Linked DNA regions of Homo sapiens: region 2 is linked to region 1. The links are chromatin loops, found by intact Hi-C in ENCODE. Cell type or tissue: heart left ventricle. All regions are shown on one strand.

Region 1 (8,000 bases):
GTAATCCGAGCACTTTGGGAGGCTGAGGCAGGCGGATCACGAGGTCAGGAGTTTGAAACTAGCCTGACCCAACATGGTGAAACCCCGTGTCTACTAAAAATACAATCATTAACCGAGTGTGATGGCGCAGGTCTGTAAGCCTATAATCCCAGCTACTCAGGAAGCTGAGGCAGGAGAATCGCTTGCATCCGGGAGGCAGAGGTTGCAGTGAGCCAAGATCTCGCCACTGGACTCCATCCTAGGCAACAGAGTGAGACTACATCTGAAAAAAAAAAAAAAAAAGGTCAGAATGGTAAATTTCATGTTGTGTGTTTTTAAACACAAAGAAAAAAACAACAAACAAAAAATTTTAAGCAAATACCATGGTGTATATATAGTTCTATGACACCCAGTTTAGGAAATTATAATTGTCAGTGAAATTTAGGAAAGAAGAAATGTCATCTTACTGGCAAAGCTCTTGGGGTTTCAAAAATGAAGTATTTAAATATAGAGACAACAACTTTACTCTCTGTTGCTATTTTTTTCACCCACTGGTCTCTCTCCAGACTTTGGATGAAGCTTAAAGCACAGAACATTGTTTGCTTGTTTCCCCCACCATTTGCAGTGATTGTACCATCTCTTAGATATTTACTGAGTTACAAGTTATAGTTAGTATCACCCCCATTTTAACTTAATTACTTTTTAAAAGCCATACCTCCAAAAAGAGTCACATTCTAAGGTACTGGGGTTAGAACTTAAACATAGGAATTGGGGAGAGAAAAGGATACAATTCAACCTATAAAATCTATTATAATTTAAAATTTTTAATATTAAACTTTCTCTGTTCAAATTATTGTGTGGTTTCTCTCTCATGATTAGACCCAGACTGATAAATCAGATTGTGTTGATTTTTCCTGAGCACTTTCAATAAGGTACAACCAGAAATTTACATTCTTCCATGGAGATTTTTCTGGATGTGAGTAGAAAAAAGGAAGTTGGGAATTGAGAATGTGGAGGTCCAAATGAAGAAAGTAATCATTTGATGGACTGAGGTACAGGAGTCAAGTTCTTTGATTCACTTCCTTTTCTGTATGTAAGTTTGAAATGCTGAGTGGGAAAGTTTGAGATCCTGGCAACCGGAGTGGGAAGGAATGAATGGAATGGAGGGTTTGGGGAATCTTGGCTCCCTGAGCTACATTAGAGAACCTCACACTGGCTTCCCTCCTGGCAAATCAAATAGGATGTCACTATCAGTACAAAATACATTGGACTGGTATTCAGTACATTACACTGGCTTCCCTCCTGGCAAATCAAATAGGAAAACAAAACCTCACACTGGCTTCTCTCCTGGCAAATCAAATAAGATGTCACTACCTGCACAAAATACATTGGACTGGTATATGTATATACACACACAAACACACACACACACATATATATACATGGACACACATCATATATATTATATTTGTATTTATATTATATGTATGTTTAAATATAAGTAGAGAGTTTATTTGGGCCAAGTTTGAGATCTGCAACCTGGGAGCGTAGATTCAGGATGCTGTGAATTCAGATCACCAGGCAATATTTTAGGGAATAGAGAAGACCTCTCTGCCAGCCCAGGTAGTCGTCTTCACGCTGTCCTGATATAAAGTTTGTCAAACAGAGTGTACTGGGATATACATCGCCCCCAGAGTTGCTGCTAAGGAACGGAAACTCTATGTGTGTAGGCCAGCCTTGGCTCTTCAATTTAGCAGCCCTGCTGACCTGACATTTTTGGTGTTTGCTTTTAGGAATTTCCCCTATAATGAAAATGATGGACAGGTGACTAAGTTTTTATTAGAATTATAGCACTGGAAAAACACAATTCGTATAACAGGACTGTGATTCATTGAAACCAATGTCCCAGTTCCTTGGAGACCCTAAGGTCCTCAGGGCATTTGTGGACTCCAATACCTTTAACAAAAAGTGAATTGTGAGATATACCCATCCTCTCTCCCCAAACAGGGTAGTCTCCTCTAATGTCCTTTCAGATGCTCCCTTGACAATAGAAATGATCCCAGAAGGCAATATCAGAGAAGCTAGATTTGTTGGCAATAGAGCTCTCACTGTTGCAAAGTCAACCAAATGATGCCCATGAGATGCTGTGGTTCTCTGCTTTACTTTATTAATTCTGTCCAGCAACAGATGGTACATGTCCTGTGTTTCTTCCCCTTTTTCCATGTTCTAAATGGAAGTTTTCATTGTAGTTGTATTTGCTCTCCATTGTGGTACATAACAGGTGGTTGATAGGAATTACATTTCTTATTTGGTCTAAGGTTGCAGTATCATGAGATCTCAAAATTGGACCAGATTAAGACCCAAGTAAAGGGAAAGGTAAATCATTTGGCAATACTGAACTGGAAAAATAGTGGTCTCATGACATTGTGACATTGCTGCTAGAAGGGACTTTGGATTACCTCCTTTCGAGAAAATAATAAATGCCTATATATTAAGGGGTAAGGCTGGAATTATTGAACTTCATGTATAGAAAGAAGGGCTTATATGTGGGCTGGAGGGTTCTTCTGTTTCCCTAAAATGTAGGCTTTGTTTGCTTTTTAAAATTGGTGTCAGGCTTTTGCCTCCAGTGTGATACTGGAACTAATCTTGTTATAGTTTCCTCTGTCCTGGCGAGGAAGCCGGGGCAGAACAATGCCCAGAGGATGTTAATAAATGTGGAGTAGGTCAGGTGCGGTGGCTCATGCCTGTAATCCCAGCACTTTGGGAGGCCTAGGTAGGCAGATTGCTTGAGCTCAGAAGTTTGAAACCAGCCTGGGTAACATGGCCAAACCCCATCTCTACAAAAATTAGCTGAGTGTGGTGGTGTGTGCCTATGGTTCTCACTACTCAGGAGGCAGAGGCAGGAGGATTGACTGAGCCTGGGAGTTTGAAGCTGCAGTGAGCTATGATTGTGCCACTGTACTACAGCCCGGGCAACAGAGGCGAGACCCTGTCTCGAAAAAAAAAATGTGGAGTAAAGGAAAAACAAAAAGGGAAAAAAAGGAAAGAGGGAGGGAGAAAAGGTAAGAAAAAGAAAGGGAGAAAGGGAGAGAAGAGCGAGAGAGAAATGGAGAAAGATCTTTTAGCTTCAAATTTAAATGTTTCTCTCAAAGATTAAAAAACAACTGACCAGGTGCGGTGGCTTACACCTGTAATCCCAGCACTTTGGGAGGCCGACGCAGGTGGATCACCTGAGGTCAGGAGTTTGAGACCAGCCTAGCCGACTTGCTGAAACCCCATCTCTACAAAAATACAAAAATTAGCCAGGCTTGGTGGCGCATGCCTGTAATCGCAGCTACTTGGGAGGCTGAGGCAGGGGAATCGCTTGAACCCAGGAGACGGAGGTTGCAGTGAGCCGAGATAGTGCCACTGCATTCCCGCCTGTGGGATAGAGCAAGACTATGTCTCCAAACAAACAAACAAACAAACAAAAAAACAAGAACAGTGTCAAAGAAAAGTTGAAATGTGAGTTGATTTGTTGAAATCTATTCATCATTACTGGTCTACTCTAGGGCTCTGCCTCCTAGGACAGCATAGTTTATTCAGTGAAGTGACTTTAGCTGCATTCCGAATATCTGTTTCATTGTTGGTTTGCTCTCTTTCTACTGACTGATTTGTGTGTTTGGGCAAGGGAGAAGGTGGCTGCCCCACAGCTCCTGTGTTAACATGCCTTCCAAATTAAGGGATTTGATAGAGACTGACTAGAATATCAGAATCTCAGTTCCACAGTTTTGGGAGACACAGTGTGGCTATCACAAGCTGGGATTATATTCACCTCTATCCTAATCAACTGTAACATAGAGGCCAGATTCCACAGGATAAACAGGGTCACCGGGGCTACTCATATGAACATTGTTAAAAATGGAAGCTGTATAATAATACATAAAATATGGATGATATGAAATTAAATGTCATGAAAATTCATGTTCATAATGACATTTATGAAGAAGTTGAAATGTAACTGTCTCAAACTGGGGTGAATTCAAAAGATAAATTCCTTCATTTTCTATAGTTAATTTAATCTCACTTTTGAACTTCCATTTCAGCTACTTTGCAGAGGTGTGAGGAGAGAATTTAAGCTTACAATGAAAAGTAACCCAGTTCCTTGTCTTTGGGAAGGAAGAACCACTTTGCGGCATTTCTTTGTCACTTGCCTCTCCTCTCCTTCTGAACTGTTGATTCAGCTAGGAAACTGGGACAGGGGCCAATCAGGAAAGCGGAGCTTGCAAGGGTGGTTCAGTAGAGGATGATTAATATGGGAAACTAATTACAAAGACATTAAAAGAGCAGAAAGGCCAAGTTGACAGTGAAGCAAATACACAAGGCATTGAGAAAAGGAAGGGCCTGCCCAGCAGGAAGCAGGACCAAAGAAAGTGCAGCCTCACAGAAGCCAAAACCGCAGAAGAAATGAAACCACTGCCAGAAGCAGAGAGAGAGAGAGAGAGAGAGAGAGAGAGAGAGAGAGAGAGAAAGCTGGGTGAGGGGGCTCACACCTGTAATCCCAGCACTTTAAGAGGCCAAGGTGGGAGGATCACCTGAGGTCTGGAGTTTGAGACCAGCCTGACCAACATGGTGAAAGCCCATTTCTACTAAAAATACAAAAAATTAGCCGGGTGTGGCGGCGGGTGCCTGTAATCTCAGCTACTTGGGAGGCTGAGGCAGGAGAATCGCTTGAACCTGGGGGTGGAGGTTGCAGTGAGCCAAGACTGCACCATTGTACTCCAGGTTGGGCAACAAGAGTGAAACGACTTATCAAAAAAAAAAAAAAAAAAAAAAAAGAGAGAGAGAAGTAACTTGGTTTCGTTCTTCCTTCCTTCCTGATCTCTCATTGGTGCCTCGTATTGGCTGAATATAGCCAGAAGTCAGCTGGTAAGGGAAACTGGGAAACAGTTTATAAGAGTCAGCTCCAACAAAAAGAGCAGAACAACAAGGGCAGAACAGGGAAAGAGATGCAGAAAGGCAAATGCCTAGGTCAGATACTTCCAACTACAAATAACCAAAGAACCCACTGAGAATGGCTCAAACTAGAAGGTGTTTAATTAATCTTGATTAACAGATAGGAGGGAGGGCAGTTTCAGGGTTGACTAGAGTAATTGAATAATTCAAATATTAATATATCAAGAACCTATATATTCTTTCCATCTTTCAGCTTTACCACCTTCAGCACATTGGCTTTTCTTTTCACGGCTGGCTCTTTACATGGTTTCATCCTGCTTGTAGTTCCACGTAGCACATATAGACAAAGAAACATCTAGATGGGGGAGTAGATTTGTCTTTTTTTTTTTTTTTTAAGAGACAAGCTCTTGCTGTGTTGCTTAGGTAGGACTCCTGGGCTCAAGCAATCCTCCTGCCTCAGCCTCTCGAATAGCTGGGACTATAGGTGCACACCACTGCACCTAGATATTTGTGTTTTTTTTTTTTTTTTCTGAGACAGGTTCTCTGTTGTTCAGGCTGGAGTGCAGTGGAGTGATCATGGCTCACTGCAGCCTTGACCTCCCAGGCTCAACCAGTCTTCCTAACTCAGTCTCCCGAGTAGCTGGGATTACACGTGTGAGCCACCACACCATGCTAATTTCTAATTTTTTTTTTTTAAGATGGAGTTTTGCTCTTGTTGCCCAGGCTGGAGTGCAATGGCATGATCTCAGCGCATCGCAACCTCTGCCTCCCAGGTTCAAGTGATTCTCCTGCCTCAGCCTCCTAAGTAGCTGGGATTACAGGCTCCTGCCACCACACCCAGCTAATTTTGTATTTTTAGTAGAGGCAGGTTTCTCCGTGTTGGTCAGGCTGGTCTCGAACTCCCGACCTCAGGTGATCTGCCTGCCTCGGCCTCCCAAAGTGTTGGGATTTCAGGTATGAGCCACCATGCCTGGCCTCTAAAATGTTTTTGTAGAGACAGGGTCCCACTATGTTGTCCAGGCTGGTCTCAAATTCCTGACCTCAAGCTATCCTTGTACCTCAGCCTCCCAAAGTGCTGGAATTACAGGAATGAGCCACCATGCCTGGCCTTGTCTTTGATCATCAAAGAAAAGTGCTTGCTGATGCCCCTCATAATAATTCCCTTCACAGCCTTTTGGTCATAACTGAGTCACATACACACTCATGCTTAAACCACTGGTAAGAGGAAACGGCCAATCTAGGGAAGGCTTGGAAGCTCTGCACCTCTTCCCCCATACCTTACCCTATGCGTCTCGTCATCTGTATCTTTTGCAATATCCTTTATAATATACCAGTAATCGTGTTTCTCTGAGTTCTGTGTGCTGCTTCAGCTTCAAGTTGCGGTTCCCAGAGCCCACTCTTTCGGTTTCATTAATTTGCTGGAGCAATATCCTTTATAATACACCAGTAATCATGTTTCTCTGAGTTCTGTGCACTGCTCCAGCAAATTAATGAAACCCAAAGAGTGGGCTATGGGAACCGCAACTTGAAGCTGGTTGGTCGGAAGTTCTGGAGGCCCGGACTTGTAAGTGGTGTCTGGGGGTATGGAAGCCAGTCTTGGGAACTGGGCCCCCAACCTGTGGGATCTGACACTGTCTCTGGGTAGGTAGGAACTGAATTAGAGGACACCCATTTGCTGTCTGCTGCTTGGTGCATGGGGAAAACCCCCCACATATTTGTTCACAGAAGTCTTCTTCTGTGTTGATTGTTGTGGTGCGTGAGAGTAAAGGTAAAATATGGTTAGAGTTTTCCCTACACAATTGGTTATTGTGGAGGTTAAAGAACTCCATCATGGATGTTAACATGCTAGGTTGACTTCTGATTAACCCCAGTTCCAGGAATGCCCCTAAGAGTTCTTCTTTATGATTCCTTGTGTAAAAAGAGCATGGTCTTAATCATAAATCCTGCCCTTAAGCAAATTATAGGCTGTAATGCACATAGTATTCTTGTCTTTCCCTCAGGGGTGAACTTTAATTTTCCTGCACATTATGTATACCCTTTCCTTATGGTCTGCAGGATAACAATACGAAGATCCACCTGTCTTGCTGCTGCCCAAGACCACACTTCCATCCACAAGTTCCCCAGTAAATCACCTGCTACCAGCAAACTGGATTTGTTTGCCTCTTCTTTGGATTTTTGGCTTCTTCTGCATTTGAGAGTCACTTTGCATATATAGCCCTTTCATGGAACAGTTGTGTATGTACATAGTCAAGAGTAATATTTAGCTAATATTTGCTAAAATAAAAATATTTAGCAACTGGAACCAAATTGGCACTGGTCATTCAGGACAGACTACTCACCAGTCAGGATGGACAAGGCTGAAAAAGACTAGGAAAATGGTACTGGTACAAACCAGCTGAGTGTCAACACTGCACATGGTAGCAATTTACAAAGATACCAAAGGGTAGAGAGTGAAACATGAGCCTCTCTCCTGTTCCATCCTCCAGCTTCCCAGTTCACTTCTTCAAAGGCAATCACTTTTACCAGCAAAACAGGATTTTGAAGGTTTGTAGTAAGATAAAGCCAGGCCTTGTCAAGAAATCAGTATTCTAAATTATTTTATTTTTCTCTTTTGCATATCAAGATCCATCGAACTTGACTGGAGAGTTTTATTTACTTATTTTGATTTTTTATTTTTTGAGACAGAGTCCCGCTCTGTCACCCAGGCTGGAGAGCAGTGGTGCCATCTCAGCTCACTGCAACTTCTGCCTCCTGGGTTCAAGCCACTCTTCTGCCTCAGCCTCTGGAGTAGCTGGGACTATAGGCATGCATACCATGCCCGGTTAATTTTTGTATTTTAGTAGAGACAGGTTTCGCCATGTTGTCCAGGCTGGTCACGAACTCCTGACCTCAAGTGATCTGCCTGCCTCGGCCTCCCAGAGTGCTGGGATTAGGAGCATGATCCACCACGCCTGGTCTTGACTGGAGAGTTTTAGAGCACCCAATCAGCAAGAAGTGGCAAGGGGAAAAGTCCATTCCTTCTAATCCAAGAGACTGTAGGAGAAGAAACAAAGTAGGGGCTTCATTCTGGGGGGGAAAGGTGGTTT
Region 2 (8,000 bases), 100 kb before region 1:
ATTTAAATGAGAGAGCAAAAGCAAGACATAGTGGAGCAATTTAATTCTAAACACCAGACTAAAACTGAGCAAATCCACAGGTGCTGTTATTTCCTTACTGTCAATGGTCTATACTTCTCTACACACATGCACCATTGTCCCCTCTTGCTAACAATCTGGGTTAGACTGCAGTAGTTAAAACTCAGGGACAAAAATTAGCTCTCTCAGAGATTATAATTTGCCAGTAGAATTCAGAGACTGTGATGGCACAGATGATAGTGGCTTCTCTCGACATCTGTACTGGGGCATGTGAATAGATGTAATCCTTGGAATACAGCAAAAAGTTCTGCAGCCAATCATTGGAAAAAGTGGAGTTACACAGATTTCTTCACGGTGAGACTTTATAAGGCCTTTAACAAACTAATATGAGTTTTGAATCTCAAAAAGGCAAATTGGTTCGTAGACTTTCCAAACTTTTTTGACCCGTACACTCCCTACTTTGATTTTGAGGACTTATTTTCCAAGGGACTATACTTCCCCAATGGTTGTTCTTTTTTTTGTTTTTAAACTGTGATTTCATATCATAAACCAGTTCACACATACTTCTAAAGGTAAAACTAAGACAAAGGTTTCATAAAATATTACGTACTTTTTCTTTTTTTTGAGATGGAGTCTCACTCTATTGCCCAGGCTGCAGTGCAGTGGTGCGATCTCGGCTCACTGCAACCTCCGCCTCCCGAGTTGAGGTGATTCTCCTGCCTCAGCCTGCCGAGTAGCTGGGACTACAGGTGTGTGCCACCATGCCCGGCTAATATTTTCTTTTTTTTTTTTTGAGATGGAGTTTTGCTCTTGCTGCCCAGGCTGGAGTGCAATGGCGCAATCTCGGCTCACCGCAACCTCCGCCTCCTAGGTTCAAGTGATTCTCCTGCCTCAGCCTCCCGAGTAGCTGCAATTACAGGCATGCGCCACCATGCCCAGCTAATTTTTTGTATTTTCTTTTTAGTAGAGATGGGGTTTCTCCATGTTGGTCAGGCTGGTCTCGAACTCCTGACCTCAGGTGATCTGCCCTCCTCGGCCTCCCAAGGTGCTGGGATTATAGGCAGGAGACACCGTGCCCAGCCTATCTCAAGGTTTTGAGTGTTTTGAAGGCCAGGACTATGTCTTATTCTTCTTGGTATCACCAGCACCTAGTATAATACTGTGTACAAAGTAGGCCTCAATAAATGCTTGTTGAATTGAATTTACTTGAGTTTCCAGAAATGGGGAGGTCACCAGAGAAATGTACAGACCAGGAAAAGGCGATTGAACTCACTCCAGGGAAGTTTTTTTGTTTGTTTGTTTTGTTTTGTTTTGTTTTGTTTTGTTTTGTTTTGTTTTTGAGACGGAGTCTCACTCAGTTGCCCAGGCTGGAGTGCAGGGTGCAATCTTAGCTCGCTGCAACCTCTGCCTCCCAGCCTCCCCAGCCTCAAGCCATTCTCCTGCCTCAACCTCCCCAGTAGCTGGCATTACAGGTGCCTGCCACCACATCTGGCTATTTTTTGTATTTTTAGTAGAGACAGGGTTTCACCATGTTGGCCAGGCTGGTCTTGAACTCCTGACCTCAGGTGATCTGCCCACCTTGGCCTCCCAAACTACTGGGATTACAGACATGAGCCACTGCTCCCAGCTAGTGTTTTTAAATAAGGGAGAAATTATAATGACAGGCAGAGATGTTTTGGAAAGTATTTTTGTGGCAAGTGCCTAAAAGTAGGAGTCAGAGAAACCCAAGTCCGTGAGTTGGCCAAGAGACTGAAAAGACCCTCAAGAGAAAAGACGGGATGGGAGGAAGGCAGCTGGAATCACAGCCAAGGCAGCACTACAATGTGCTGGAACTCCCCAGCATTCTGACCCAATGACCTACTTCGTGCAAGGCTGGGAGTGCTGTAGATTACAGCAAGGTGTAACAACAGAGCCCTATAAGTGCAAAACACCCTGTGCCTATGTGCCCTTTTTTGAGAACTACTTGTACTTTAACCAGATGATTGGATTAACAGCAGCGCTTGCCCTATTGCAGGAAGTGTGACTATTTTCTCAGAGTAAAACAGGCACTAATTTTGGGACTTGGCCCTGGCTCACATAGGAAGGGGGCGGGAGAGTCTGACTCAACTGACAATGGAAGTCCAGCCAGGAGAGCAAAGAACAATGTCCTCAGGTAAGGCCATTAGTGTCTGGCACATCTGTGGCTTGGTGGTGACTTCCATTCACCAACCAGCCTGGGTTTTGGGGACAGGCTCTCAGGCCCCAAGGAGAGAGTAGGCAAATGCAAGGCAAAGCTCTCAAGCCAGAAGAAGTATGGAGAGTGGGCCTGGCAGTACCGTATGAACCTGCTGTCTTGATATAATGATAAATAACATGCTTTTTTGTCCTCAACGGGCTCCTACTTAGGACGATAAATTATATGTCATTTTCCGCATGGAATACTTGGAAGAATCCCAGAAAAACAACTTTGCAACAGGAACCAAGGCAAAAGCCAGCTTTATAAACTGGGTCAAGAAAGAATCCAGGTGGGAACTATGGCCCACCTTGGATAGGAAAAGCAGGCTATCCTTGTAGTTACTAGAAATCTCAGAGACAGTACTACCCATATCCTATGCAGAAAGCAATGACGGTCTTTGTCCTTATTAACAATGGCACCCGCGATCCTCCAAAATGCAGGGGGAGATAGTCTTCCTATATTGGTGTTTCTGTTATCAGACTCATCATTGAGAATCACTACTATTTATCCCTGAAGAAGAGAATGTTTTGCACAGGGTGTTCTTTCCAAATATATGGACAAGACAGTCTGCTACATCATGCAGAGGTTGCAAGTTGCTTATAAACTAATTGGAAAGTTAAATAATTATAAAAGATTTAAATAGTAGTCCAAGAGAGCAACAGAAGAGTTATCAAAAACTCATGCCTGGTTAATAGTCAAACCAGTTGTGTTAGCTGTAATGTTTATGAGAGTTCAAAGAGAAAGTGTAACCGCTTCAGATTAGGAAGATAAAAAAATATTTCACAGGAAACGGGACATCAAGTCTTTTTTTTTCTAGACAGAGTCTCACTCTCTCACCCAGGCTGGAGTGCAGTGGCATGACCTTGGCTCACTGCAACCTCTGCCTCCCGGACTCAAGCGATTCTCCTGCCTCAGCCTCCAGAGTAGCTGGACTTACAGGTGCGTGCCACCACACCCAGCTAATTTTTATATTTTTAATAGAGACGGGTTTCACCATGTTGGTCAAGCTGGTCTTGAACCCCTGAGCTCAGGTGATCCACCCGCCTCAGCCTCCCAAAGTGCTGGGATTACAGGTGTAAGCCACCATGCCCAGCCGGGACATTAGGTCTTGAAGGACTTCCCATTTATTAAGTACTTACTATTTGCCAAACATTTTCACATATGGATTATTATTTCTTAGAACAATCCTATGAAATAGGCATTGGTATCCATAGTCTACAAAGGAGGGAACTGAGACGCTGAGAGTTTAAGCAACTTTTCCTAGGTCACCCAGCCAGTAAAAAGCATAGAGGTTCAGACCCATATGTATGTTACTTCAAAGTTTCTGTTTTTTCTGAAGCGGGGGAGTTGGGGGAAGAAAAAGAAAGGAAACCAGAGGCTTCCAGTCAGGTTGAACAAGCTCAGCTAAGTCTAATAATGGAAGGTATATTTGGAGTTCTCCAAATAGCCCTATTTGATAGGAGTAGAAATTTCAGGAAAGTGAAAGGGTGGCATTCCACCTAGAAAGTTAAGGAAGGAGTAGTTTGTGAAAGGCCTTAAATAGCAGTGCAAAGAGTTGTGGGGAACTATTTATGTTTGAGCTTGGCCCTCTATGCGTGGAGCCAAAGATAGGGCATGGAGCTCAGGGTCCTAGGTTGTACCCATTGAGGTTGAAAGGGCAAGGGCAAGGTTTCTGATATCAAAAGAGAATATAGGCTAAAACTAGAAGGTACAGATAACCTGCAAACTAGAAAGGAAAATAAGAAATGCTAGTGTCATGTCATATAAGAGCTTTAGAGTCAGTTGAGTTTAGATCTTGGCTTTCCCACTTATTATATGTATGACATTCAGCTGGTCACTCAACATCTTTCAGATTCAGTTTCCTAAATTATGAAATATACCTACTTTATATTAGACTTTGTGGTTGACTCCCCCAAATCCTTTCCACCTCAGTTGATCCATCTAAAGCCATCATGATAATCCCATTCTCCTTGCTAATGATTGGCCCAGGGATGGCTAATGAAATATGCAGAAGAATACAATGGACCGAACTCTGTCGTCCCAAAATTCCTATGTTGAAGCTCTAACTCCCAGTGTGATGGTATCCGAAGACAGAGCCTTTGGGAGGAAATTAGGTTTGGAAGAGGTCATGAGGGTGGGGCCTTCATGATGGGATTAATGTCCTTGTGAAAAGAGACACCAGAGAACTTGCTTGCTCTCTCCCTCTCTGCCATGTGAGGACACAATGAGAAGATGGCCATTTCCAAGCCAGAAAGAGAGTCCTCACCTCACCTTACCAGGGTGGCACCCTGCTCTTGGACTTCCAGCCTCCAGAACTGTAAGAAAATAAATTTCTGTATTTTGTTATGTCAACCTGAGCTGGCTAATAAAAAGGACTTAATGGACCCGACATGGAAGCTCACGCCTATAATCCCAGCACTTTGGGAGGCTGATGCAGGCAGATGACCTGAGGTCAGGAGCTCGAGACCAGCCTGATCAACATGGAGAAACCCCATCTCTACTAAAAATACAAAATTAGACAGGCATGGTGGCGCATGCCCGTAATCCCAGCTACTCGGGAGGCTGAGAGAGGAGAATCACGAACTCAGGAGGCGGAGGTGGCAGTGAGCCAACATCATGCCATTAACCTCCAGCCTGGGCAACAAGAACGAAACTCTGTCTCAAAAAAAAAAAAAAAAAAAAAAGGGCTTAATGGGGGTGCTGCTAGGTAAGTAGGTAAGTTTTCCCTTGCTCTTGCTCTTCTAAGGGAAACCATGGTCTCTTTTTTACTTCATATATCAAAAAACACAGAAATATTGCCAACTGCTACCAGTACCCATTCCACCCCACCAAGAACAAACCAACTTGAGAACAAAGCTGATGTATATAATTGGGCAGAATTTCAGGGAAATGGAGAGAGAACCCTGATCAAATCATACCTGAAGTCAATAGCGCAATATTATGGCACTTCCTGTTATTTGGGCCAATATAATTTCTTTCTTTTTTTTTTTTGAGATGGAGTTTCACTCTTGTTGCCTAGGCTGGAGTGCAATGGCACAATCTTGGCTCACTGCAGCCTCCGCCTCCCAGGTTCAAGCGATTTCTTCTGCCTCAGCCTCCCGAATAGCTGGGATTACAGGCATGGGCCACCACGCCTGGCTAATTTTGTATTTTTAGTAGAGACGGAGTTTCTCCATGTTGGTCAGGCTGGTCTCAAACTCACGACCTCAGGTGATCTGCTTGCCTCAGCCTTCCAAAGTACTGGGATTACAGGCGTGAGCCACCATGCCCAGCTGAGCCAATACAATTTCTTATTGTTTAAGTGAATTTGCGTCAGGTTTATGTTACTTGCAGATTATAGCAACCCAGGGTGACTGGGAGAATAAATCCTAATAATTAAAGATTTTAGTGTAGTGTGTAGTACATATATATAAAAATGATAGCTATTAATATTATTTTAGGTAGAGACCTAATTTGTAAGTCACTCAATGTAGTGATCATGACTGGGAGATCCATTAGAAGTCACCTATTGGTGCCCGGGCGTGGTGGCTCATGCCTGTAATCCCAGCACTTTGGGAGGCTGAGGCGGGCAGATCACCTGAGGTCGGGAGTTCGAGACCAGCCTGGCCAACATGGAGAAACCCTGTCTCTACTAAAAAATATAAAATTAGCCAGGCTTGATGGTGCATGCCTGTAATCCCAGCTACTTGGGAGGCTGAGGCAAGATAATCACTTGAACCCGGGAGGTGGAGCTTGCCATGAGCCGAGATTGTGCCATTGCACTCCAGCCTGGGCAACAAGAGAGAGACTCCGTCTCAAAAAACAAAACAAAACAAAACAAAACAAAACAAAACAAAAAAACACCTAATGATAGGGGTTGTGATGAGAAGACTCAGTCTCTGAAAAAGAAAGAAGACTGGAATAAGGGGTAGAGAATTGGCTTGAGATTTGCCTCTGGCAAACCAGGTTTAGATTCTGGTTGACAGGCAAGACACTAGCAGAAGAAACAAAGCAAAACTGATATAAATGTTGAGGATGTGGTACCCTTCCTAATTTCCAGATTTCAGCTGGGAGTTTTTCTGTGGTCCTAATAACTCAAATAGCCAGCTCTGCTTCAGAAACTTCCTTATGTCCTTTCTTTGCCCTCATTAGAGCTCCCATTATTGGTTTCCCTGGAATGTGCTCTTAGACAAACACTACTTCTGTTTAAATGTTTGCATTATTTAAACAGGTGAAAATAGTAAAATTAAAGGAGCTCATTTCATTCTTATTCAGTTGTACTTTTTTAAAGACTCAAATGGCTTAATTACGTATTTTAAGCCAAGCAATAAAAACATCTAAAAATTGTTCCAAAACCACATTGTTTGCTTGATGGTGAACAGTTTCTAAACAAAACTAATGTAGCCAGGAAAATGTTGTCCTAAGCCACTGGACAGTTCTTCCTTGAATTGTTGTAGCTGGTAATTAAGCTGGTATGATTGTTAATATTTTCTATTTTTATCAAATTGCTCTTCCAAATTCTGAAAACTATTCAGTCCTTGAGGGCATATGAAATCATTTCCTTGTTATTAAGAAACATGTAAAGCAGATTAAATTAGCAATTATGATCCTAAAGCAAAAATTAAGGAAATGTGCAAGGTTTGACTACCAGGATGTTCATTGAAGCTTTATTTATTTATTTATTATTTGATTATTATTTTTGTTTTGAGATGGAGTCTTGCTCTGTCACTCAGGTTGGAGTCCACTGGCGTAATCTCGGCTCACTGCAACCTCCGCCTCCCAGGTTCAAGCGATTCTCCTGCTTTACCCTCCTGAGTAGCTGTGATTACAGGCGTGTGCCACCACGTCCAGCTAATTTTTGTATTTTTAGTAGAGACTTGGTCAGGCTGGTCTCGAACTCCTGACCTCATGATCCTCCAGCCTTGGCCTCCCAAAGTGCTGGGATTACAGGCGTGAACCACCGTGCCTGGCCTTTTTTTTTTTTTTTTTTTTGAGATGGAGTCTTGCTCTGTCATCCAGGCTGGAGTGTAATGGTAAGATCTCAGCTCACTGCGACCTCTGCCTCCCAGGTTCAAATGATTCTCATGCCTCAGCCTCCTGAGTAGCTGGTACTATAGGCATGCACCACAACACTGGACTAATTTTTGTAGTTTTAGTGGACGGGGTTTCACCCCATTGTCCAGGCTGGTCTCGAACTCCTGACCTCAAGTGATCCTCCCACCTCAACATCCCAAAGTGCTGGGATTACAGGCATGAGCCACTGCGCCTGACCCTGAAAGATGATTATTAATATGTGTGCATGTCTTCTATAGACAGATAAAGCATTGGAAAATTTACTCATTTTCACTTTTCCCAAAAAGAATAATTTTCACTACATAAATACAAATGATATATATTTATACATTTTAGAAAAGCAAATTGTTTTCAACCACTTTCAACTAATTTGGAAGTCTTATTTTGCTAATGAGGTGATGTTGGCATTAATATTGGTAATTTCATTTCTTGTTCTTTTTTTTTTTTTTTTTTGAGACAGAGTCTCGCTCTGTCACCCAGGCTGAAGTGCAGTGGTGAGATCTCGGCTCACTGCAAGCTCTGCCTCCCGGGTTCACGCCATTCTCCTGCCTCAGCCTCCTGAGTAGCTGGGACTACAGGTGCCTGCCACTGCGCCCGGCTAATTTTTTTTTTTTTTTTTTTTTTGTATTTTTGGTAGAGACATGGTTTCGCTGTGTTAGCCAGGATGGTCTCGATCTCCTGACCTCGTGATCCGCCCGCCTCGGCCTCCCAAAGG

What was found. Peaks named below come from ENCODE experiments on the same cell type or tissue, not always from the same donor. Only the 100,000 strongest peaks of a DNase experiment are listed, where the experiment ranks them.
Region 2: it touches region 1 in a loop (7-fold over the local background); 2 of 110 quality-filtered maps call a loop at or near these places.

What each region holds. Positions count from the first base shown.
Region 1 is chr18:32,080,929-32,088,928 of GRCh38, forward strand. It overlaps a transcript of RNF125 not described here. Among named protein-coding and RNA genes, the nearest start is that of RNF138, 6.9 kb to the right of the region's middle. RefSeq lists an enhancer at 4,324-4,453. In heart left ventricle, no CTCF peak of the experiment used is centred here; no DNase peak of the experiment used is centred here; H3K4me3 peaks cover 555 bases; H3K27ac peaks cover 1,735 bases.
Region 2 is chr18:31,981,193-31,989,192 of GRCh38, forward strand. No RefSeq gene overlaps it. Among named protein-coding and RNA genes, the nearest start is that of RNF125, 34 kb to the right of the region's middle. In heart left ventricle, no CTCF peak of the experiment used is centred here; no DNase peak of the experiment used is centred here; H3K27ac peaks cover 282 bases.